Regions from separate parts of the Homo sapiens genome. Here region 1 is linked to region 2. Evidence: chromatin contacts called from ENCODE Hi-C data. All regions are on one chromosome and are shown on one strand. Each heading gives the region's core, a stretch centred on a gene start or an enhancer-like site at or near the end of the contact. The rest is flanking DNA. Distances are from core to core; before and after follow the strand shown. Region 1 holds the start of MNS1 (meiosis specific nuclear structural 1). Region 2 holds the start of PIERCE2 (piercer of microtubule wall 2).

Region 1 (4,407 bases), core at 111-2,610, 1.1 Mb after region 2:
ATCCAAAAAAAAAAAAAAGTAAAAGCAACTTACTCAAGGGTCCGTAGCTAAGGTATAGCAGTAGTAGGATTCAAAGACAGGCCGGCTCCAGAAACCCAGGTCTTTACGATTACACCGAGCTGAGGCACAATCAGGCATCACTTACCTGCTGCTGTTGTTTATCTACTCATTTCCAGCATTAACAGCTGACTTTCATCGTTTCCAAGGTGCAAAATGAAAAAAAAAGTAACAATGAATAGTAAAACTTACCTTTTGAATGGCCTCTTCCATATCCAACTCAAATTGTTCATTTTGTAATAATCTGAGAAATTGCTTGCGCTGAACACGGTTATCATTTTCATTCTGCACCATTTGATTCCTGATTTGACTGTTGACGTTTTTTAGAGCTTGGACATGTAATTTTTTGCAGTAGTTTTCATCTACTAATTTCTGATGCCTTTCACTACAGCTCAAATTTCTCCTTTTGGAACCCTACGATGGAAGAAAAAAAAAGATGCATATTTTGATATTCCAAAATCTAATTTTAAAAAATGTATTGATATAAACCTTAGTAAGAAAGGATACGAAGAGCCTGGCTTCCTTCCTAAATTCAAAGGAGTATACCGAATAAAAAGTAAACGTGGTAAATATGTTCACATATCGATTAAATAGGTACTGTTATTATTACCTATTTTATAGATGAAACATGAAAAGTAACTTTACCCAAGGTTCTGCAGCTAATAAATAGCTGTGCTAGGATTAATCGCACCCTACAGACCCAGATCTTTACTACCACCAGGGAATTTCTCCTCCCCTCATTCCACCCACCACCACCACCACCACGACTACCACCACAGGGCCATAAAGTGCTGTTCAGAAGCTGGTCAGATTTTCCTAACATAAATGTAATAGGTCAATTCGCCGCTATTTATCAATTCGCTTTCTCCTACACTTTTATATCTACTTATTTCTTCAGAGGTTCTATTGGGCAGATTTAAAGATGTATTTAATACACTATGCGAAAAGTGCCAAAAAAGCTGGAAACCACCGCGAGCGTCCCTTCTAATAGCACCTGAAGCCTCCGAAAGCAAATACAAGTTCCCCAATTAATGACCAGATTAAGCACTTAAAATCCTTTTTTAGAAGCAGATGAGCGCCAAACTAGAATTAAATCAACAATAAACAAGTAGTTTCAAGTCCCCCAACTGGCTCACCATCTTGGCTGACGAAAAATACCCCCTCTCGTGGGACCGCGGCCACCACCTCCCGCCGCAAACGCAGCAGCCAGCAGCCCCAAGGAGCGCACCTGGCTGCGCGCGCTCGGGTGTTTACGCGGCGTCTTGGCAACGGTGGAGCTGCGCGCCCTCCGCTCGACCAAAAGTGACCCACGCAGAACGTGGCCTCCCATTGGACGCGATAAGATACAATCGGCATTGAGCTTCTTAGGACCAGGGCAGGAGGGCTACTTCTATAGGTCTAAACTAGAAAAGCGGGAAGTTCAGACTGTGGCCTGACCCAAGCACTTTGCAGTGGGCTAGGGAAGCTCGATTTCCCTCCAGCGGCCGAACTGTGGTTTCAGTGGGTTTGGGAGCCAAGTTCGGGACTGTGGAGACTGCGCACAGAGAAATACGCAAACTACTGCCTAATGCATGGAGCCGAAGGAAATTTCCACGCATGGAGCATCCCGCACACTAAGTGCCTAGTCAGCCAGGTCTCTGCTAGGGACGATGACTGGTTTAATCCTCAGCAATGGGAGTCCAGGTCGCTGTCCCCTTTGCTGGGTTGTGAGGCACTGAGGGTAGCACGAGCTTCCAGCAGCCTTCACTTCACCCCCCCGCCCCCCCCCCCCCCCCGCAGAAGCTGCTGGTAAATTTTGGGACTAAAATCTATGAGCCACATGAATCTTACTCTGCTATGTGGTCCAGGTACCAAGAGAGAGCACGTTACATGATGGCAGGATGTTGATCTGGTTCATTCCATAGGCAGGTTAGACACTAAAGTCCATTTTAAATGGGAAGTTTAAGAATGATAATGGATCAGAGAAATTAGATATACTGATTTTAGAAATGATACATTCAGAGAAATCTTGTCAACACTAAAATATTTGTATAAGGTGATTAGTGGTATAACTTTGTGTTATTCTAATTTGGAGTCCGTCTTCTGTAGCAATATGTCTGCTTAAAGATTAATAACAAATGGGACTTGCAGTTTCAGTGCTGACGTGTAAAAGCTTGGAAGTTGTCACCCCATCCTTACAACCAGATCAAAACAACTAAAAATCAGCGACTTCTCTTGGTTCCATCATACAACTGAGGTCGCTCGTCTCTCTGTCCTTTGGTCATTTATCCCGTGGTTGCATATCTATGTTGTCTCTAGTACTCCACTCATTGCCATCACTGTTTGAGAGAAATGGAGAGAAGGCGTAAACCTGCCCTCTGGGTGTTCTGTGTAAATTGATCTGGAATGGAGCAAAGCAGGCAGCCTGCTATAAATTTCTCTTCTTGGCATATCCATCTCCGCAAAGGGTTGGGCACTGTATAGAAGAGACAGGAGACAGGCATGGGTTCAGGGTTGAACAGGGTATAACACATTCAATAGAGTGTGGGGTTTAATTTGTTAATTCCTAATAGTGAAATAGTGACATTGCAAAGTATTTCAGCAAACATGTATGTTTTTTACTGTTTACTTCTCGAAATGAAGACTTTCGTCTCTAAAGGGAACTTCAGTTATAATTCCTCATTTCCAGTATACCCTTGGATATGGTAGAAGGATTCATATAATTTCATAGGTAATCTGAGAAAAAGATTTTTGGCCAGAATATTGACCTAAATCCAAGACAAATTTAATCAATTGTAACAATTAGCTGATTTTAACCTTTAAAAAATTATCCTAACAATTACTACATTTTTAATAGACTTTGCTCCTTTTTCGAAGCAGTTTTAGGTTTACAGAAAAATTGACAGAATACAGAGAATTCCCCGTCTCACCTCTCCTCCCCACCGCACCCATACAATTTCCCCTATTTTTAGCATTACATATTAGTGTAGTACATTTGTTACACTTGACGAACCAATATTAATATGATTAAGTTCGTAATTGACATTAGGGTTCACTCTTTGTTTTGTACAGGTCTATGAGGATTTGTTTTGTTTTTTTTCTGAGATGAAGTCTGGCTATGTTGCCCAGTCTGTAGTGCAGTGACATGATCTCGGCTCACTGCAACCTCTACCTCCCAGGTTCAAGCGATTCTCCTGCCTCAGCCTCCCAAGTAGCTGAGACTACAAGCAAATTTTTGTATTTTTAGTGGAGACGGAGTTTCACCAGTTTGGCCAGGCTGGTCTTGAACTCCTGACCTCAAGTCATACACCCACCTTGGCCTCCCAAAGTGCTGGGAGTATAGGCATGAGCCACTGCTCCCAGGTGGGTTTTGAGAAATACATAATGTCATGTATCTGGCCAGGAGTGGTGGCTTGCACCTGTAATCCCAGTTACTTGGGAGACTGAGGCAAGAAGGTTGCTTGAGGTCAGAAAATTGAGACATATTGTCATATATCTATTATTACAGTATCATACAGAATAGTTTCACTGCCTAAAAAGTCTCTGTGTTCTACCTATTCATTTCTCCCTCACTCCTTCCTCCCAAACCCCTGGGAACCACTAATCTTTCTATTGTTTCTATAGATTTGCCTTTTCCAGAATGTCGTATCTTTGGAATCATACAGTATGTAGCCTTTTCAGACCGGCATCTTTCCCTTAGCAAAACTCATTTAAAGGTTCCTGCAAATCTTTATGTGACTTGATAGCTCATTTATTTTTATCACTAAATAACATTCCATTGCATGTCATTATTAAAAAACAATTATTACATTTAAATATTATTTCTAGTAATAAATTATTACTATCATAAATGATACTTCATTGTTAAGGGAGGACTTATGCCTTCCCAACATTACAAGGAAGTCTTCTCGTTCATTTCCCTCTAGAAAACAACTTTTTACCTACAAGTCTAGACTAAAATGTCTAGAGTACTGAGGGGAAGGAGCTTTTCCTTATAATGGATGATGAATTATACTGATTAATGTCCCCCAGTAGTTACAATATAACAGGGTTGAACTTAACAGAGTTGCTGATCTGAAATAAAGCATGTTAATAGATGTGCACTGTTAAGTGTAGCTATACAGTAAAAATTATTTACGAAATGGTATTGCTTTATAAAATAAAGCAATTAGAACAAAACAATTTTTCTTTCGTTCAGAAAAATGCCCAAATCTAATCTAATTTGCTGCAGCTGGACACCACCTGCAGATGACTGTTGAAATACTCTGAACATTACACACTTATCTTTTAAATATTGATAATGCCATTCTTCATTTTCTCGACATGAAATCCCAGAGGGAACAATTATGCTAATAAACCTTAATGATTCTT
Region 2 (4,823 bases), core at 1-2,500:
TGAATTAAAATAATACCCTCACCATCTCCATCTTCTGCTATATGACCTGAACTCAGAAAATAAAAGTAAACCATTCACACTGGATGTGTGTGATAAATATCCCCTGAGACGTGTGGGACCCAATATGATTCTAATCTTAAAAGATACGATGCAGTAATAGCGATATTTCAAGCACTATCCTGTAGATTGGAGGAGACAAATCTAAAATTCATAGTACTATATAGTTAGCTATTCTAACTACAAGAATGCCCAACTGTGTTTTTCAATAAAAGTAGAGCAGAACAGTGCAAACTTCACCACTCAATAAAATACCTTACTTGGCGCTCCCAATAGTGCTAAACATAAACAACGCGTACAAGGCACTGCATGGGACAGCTGCTAATGAGGACAAATCGATTAGGGAGACCAAAGCTAAAGGAGGCCACTGGAACTGGAGAAGGATATGGAGAGGTATTTGATCATCATCAGGCTGGCGTGCTAGCGGAAGTCTCCGGGCATTATTTAATATTTAATCTTTCTATTCCTGACATCACGGGGGCTCAAATGTCATCAAAAGACAGGCTGGCATTAAACCCGGCAGGGTGACGCACATAACATCTTACCATATGGATTTTCATCAGTCCAGACCGACAAGCACCTCAAAGCCTGCCCAGTGAAGGAAGAAGGGTGGCCCAGGCCGTCAGCTCTCCCACCCTTGGCGCGCAGTTCGGTATAGCACTCGGGGTTTGGAGGCTGCAAGACCACCGGACCGGACGCCCCAGGGTCGGCTCGGGCCTCCGGAGCTGTGCACTCGCGCACGGCCCGAGGAGGTCGCCCGTGCGGCCGCTGACACCAGGCGTCAAGTCCCCGCCCGAGCAGCCCCAGCCTAGGAGGCGGACCCCGCCACTGCTCCTCTACTGAGCCGAGCGTGTCGGCCAGGGACTCAGACAGTCGGCACAAACCCCCTCCCGGGGTCTAAGCCCGCCTAGTACAGTACCTGAAGGGGCAGCGCCACCTCCGCCCGATTGTGCTGGCTGCCCCAGTGGCGGCGGTCACAGCTCGGGCGCCAATGACGCCTCTTATAAAAACAACCTGCTCGCAGGCGTCTGCAGCCGGCAGGCGGTGACCGGCTGGGCGCCGCAGTGCATGCCGTGACGCGTAGTCCCGCCTGCGCCTCCTGCCCGGCAGCGGTGAAGAGAAGAACTACCACTCCCGAAGTGGAGCGCAGGCCGCCGCCGGGCGGCTGCGGGAAGCTGGGCCAGGCGGCCGCAGATCCCCACAACATCCGGGAGCCGGCGACCACTTCCAGTTGCTATGGTTACGAGTTGCAACCTCCAGAAAGAATTCGTGGTTTCACCCGGGAAAACAGCTCCCCGGATTAAACGGATAGGTTTACACATACTGATCCACCCAGCTATTCATCTTCTGTTTGCTGCTTTAATTGGGTGCGGTTAAAAGGCCACGTCCCTAGGCGTTCACCGGCTTTCTTGCCATCTGCTGCATGAAAACTGACTTTGCCGAAAAAATTAACAAAGAAGAGCGAAAATGACAGACCGCAACCGGGTGAGTTTAGGCAGAGGGCTAGATGTTTGGGAATGTTGGTATTCGCTAGTATAATTTGAGGCACCACCTACTCCTACCACCCCCAACCCCACAACCCCGAAAAGCACTTTACAAGGCAACTACTGAGCTTTTACATTTACACTTGTAAATGCACGTTTCCTTAAGTCCGAATAGCCTCTGAAGGTGTAAAGACCATCGAGATTGTATGCATTCATACCCTACTGTTGCAAACTGTTCAGTGATGGTTTTGAACAAGAAAAACGTACTTTGTTAATTGTATACTTATTTAAATTGCACTGTGTCAAAGAAGGGAGTTGTTTTGAAAAAGGATTTGGTGGCCGGGCGCCGGGGCTCAACGCCTGTAATCCCAGCAATTTGGGAGGCCGAAGCGGGTGGATCACCTGAGGTCAGGAGTTCGAGACCAGCCTGACCTACATGGTGAAACTCCGTCTCTACTAAATACAAAAAATTAGCCAGGAGAGGTGGCGCGGGCCTGTAATCCCAGCTACTTGGGAGGCTGAGACAGCAGAATTGCTTGAACCTGGGAGGCAGAGGTTGCAGTGAGCCGAGATTGCGCCACTGAACTGCAGCCTGGGCAACAAGAGCAAAACTCCGTCTCAAAAAAAAAAAATCTTACATTTATATTCACTCTTTACAGAAGCAATAAAAAGTTTAGGTTTCATTCTCTGTCCCCTAATTGTGGTAAAAGTAAATAAATAAATGGAAAAATTAATAATAAACGTAAACATTAGCAAGGAAGACGGTGGACCTGAGCAGAGACAAAAGAGTGCCTCAAAATTAGACCTTTTTTATTTTTTATTTTTGCTTTTCTATTAACTATATTCAACATCAACAGTGACATCAAAAAATCTTAATTTTATAATTACAGCTTCTGCGATGGGCATTATTAATCAATGGCTTGTTTTCATTTATCTTTTTAAATGTATATGTATCTATACCAAAGGACTTCGAAAGGTCAAAGTGGTCTGGCTTTCTCTAACTGAAAATTAAATTACTAAGAAAGCTAATACCAGCTACTGGTAGATTTTTATACCTTTCAAGCCACTTTCACAGGCCAATTTTAAGATGTAATTTCTTCTGAAAAATCATTTACAATTTTAATTAACCTTTTTATCATTTAATAAAAGTTGATGACATGTGGCAGATAATTTGAACTCATCCTTTTATTATTCTTTGTATTGGCTATTTGTTTCGTTCTTAACTATAGTCAGTTTGAACTCCACATTTTAAGAATATCAGGTTTGAAGAAGGTGAAACCCATATTAGAAAACTGCAGTGGTTGTCTATGATGTAAAGTATAAAGCAATGGACCTTTTGTTTCTGAATCTATAAACATTTGTGAATTATCCTGGAAATCTAAAAAATTTTTAATTTAAGATTTAGCTTTTCCAGATTTTATGGTACTAATTATGCCAACAAAGTTTATCAGCTAATTTGTCTTCTGTTTTTACTAGATTTCGTTTTCTGCATTATGTTTTGAGCCAAAGCTGAACGAAATTCTAGAACCAGTAGTAAAGAGGGTCATTTGATAACAAGAAGAGTTCTCAGCTGGGCGCGGTGGCTCATGCCTATAATTCCAGCATTTAAGGCCCAGTACTCTGGGAGGCCGAGGCAGGCGAATCGCCTGAGTTCAAGAGTTCGAGACCAGCCTGACCAACATGGAGAAACACTATCTCTACTAAAAACACAAAATTAGCCGGGCGTGGTGACGCATGCCTATAATCCCAGCTACTCGGGTGGCTGAGGCAAGAGAATCGCTTGAATCCGGGAGGCGGAGGTTGCAGTGAGCCAAGATCACGCCACTGCACTCCAGCCTAGGCAACAAGAGCAAAACTCCATCTCAAAAAATAAAAAAATAAAAAAGAGTTCTCAGTGACTGAAGGAGATAGTATTAACAACAACAACAACAAAATCTACAAGTTGCCCTGGGCAACCTGCTTAGGTGCCCATAAAAGTAAATTACAGTGGTACTTTTCTGCGCAAGTCACAGGGCCTCCACCTTCCACCTATAAAGCTTTCCCCTGTGCTGAGGAAACCTAGAAAATTTAAGAAAAGCTGATCAGTTGAGATACCATCAAAATTTTAAAATTCTTATGATTTACTATTATCCAGTATCTGTGTTGTTAATATTTAAAGCAAATTAATAAGCAGTTTCAAAAAGAATAAACAGCAAGATCTGATGAGAATAACATTGATGACACTCAGTGAACCTGAGTTCTATTTCCAGCTTTGCCAACTACAAACTTATGAGTATTAAGTGAATATTAGCAAACCATATTATGCTAATACAAGGTCATTAACCTGTAGGTTTCAGAACTGTTTCTGGAAGATCATACATTGAGGTAAACCTGCAAAAAAGAAAATAATAAAATTTGGTGAGGCATGGTGGCTCACGACTGTAGTCCCAGCACTTTGGAAAGCTGAGGTAGGCGGATCATCAGAGGTCAGGAGTTTGGGAACAGCCTGGCCAACATGGTGAAACCCCATTTCTACTAAAAACACAAAAATTAGCCAGGTGTGTTGGCAGGCACCTGTAGTCCCAGCTACTCTGGAAGCTGAGGCAGGGGAATCACTTGAACCTGGGACGCAGAGGTTACAATGAGCTGCGACTGCGCCACTGCACTCCAGCTTAGGTGACAGAGCAAAACTCCATCTCAAAAAATAAAATAAAATAGTGATAAAAATTGATTCCATTTGGCCAGGCGCAGTGGCTCACACCTGTAATCCCAACACTTTGGGAAGCCGAGGCAGGTGGATCACTTGAGGTCAGGAGTCCAAAACCAGCCTGGCCATCATGGTGAAACCCCATCTCTACTAAAAATACAAAAATTAGGCTAGGCACGGTGGCTCACGCTTGTAATTCCAGCACTTTGGGAGGCCGAGGCGGGCGGATCACCTGAGGTTGGGAGTTCGAGACCAACCTGACTAACATGGAGAAACCCCATCTCTACTAAAAATACACAATTAGCCAGGCATGGTGGTGCATGCCTGTAATCACAGCTACTCGGGAGTCTGAGGCAGGAGAATGGCTTGAACCCAGAAGGCGGAGGTTGCGGTGAGCTGAGATTGCACCATTGCCCTCCAGCCTGGGCAACAAGAGCAAAACTCCTTCTCACAAAAAAAAATAAATAAATTTAGCTGAGCGTGGTGGCGCACGCCTTTAAGCCCAGCGATTTGGGAGGCTAAGGCAGGAGAATTGCTTGAACCCAGGAGGCAGAGGTTGCAGTGAGCCAAGATCACACCATTGCACTCCAGACTGG

What was found. A loop is a pair of places that touch in the nucleus more often than their neighbours do. Pooled maps may share reads with other maps.
Region 1: a loop to region 2 is called in a pooled map, with 9 times the contacts of the local background. The contact joins the promoter of MNS1 here to the promoter of PIERCE2 in region 2. A Hi-C loop is called at or near these places in 1 of 168 maps with a recorded cell type or tissue (sciatic nerve), 1 of 37 single-sample maps with no recorded cell type and 8 of 50 pooled maps.

What each region holds. Positions count from the first base shown.
Region 1 is chr15:56,463,777-56,468,183 of GRCh38, forward strand. It overlaps MNS1 (meiosis specific nuclear structural 1), which reads right to left and starts at 1,361. Exons shown (of 10, transcript NM_018365.4): 1 at 1,194-1,361; 2 at 250-471. The coding sequence starts at 1,196. RefSeq lists a silencer at 1,291-1,540.
Region 2 is chr15:55,407,245-55,412,067 of GRCh38, forward strand. It overlaps PIERCE2 (piercer of microtubule wall 2), which reads left to right and starts at 1,251. Exons shown (of 2, transcript NM_001198784.2): 1 at 1,251-1,542. The coding sequence starts at 1,525. It overlaps CCPG1 (cell cycle progression 1), which reads right to left and starts at 1,115. Exons shown (of 9, transcript NM_001204450.2): 1 at 977-1,115. The region is part of intron 8 of DNAAF4-CCPG1 (DNAAF4-CCPG1 readthrough (NMD candidate)); the gene reads right to left. RefSeq lists enhancers at 335-614, 975-1,244, 1,295-1,494.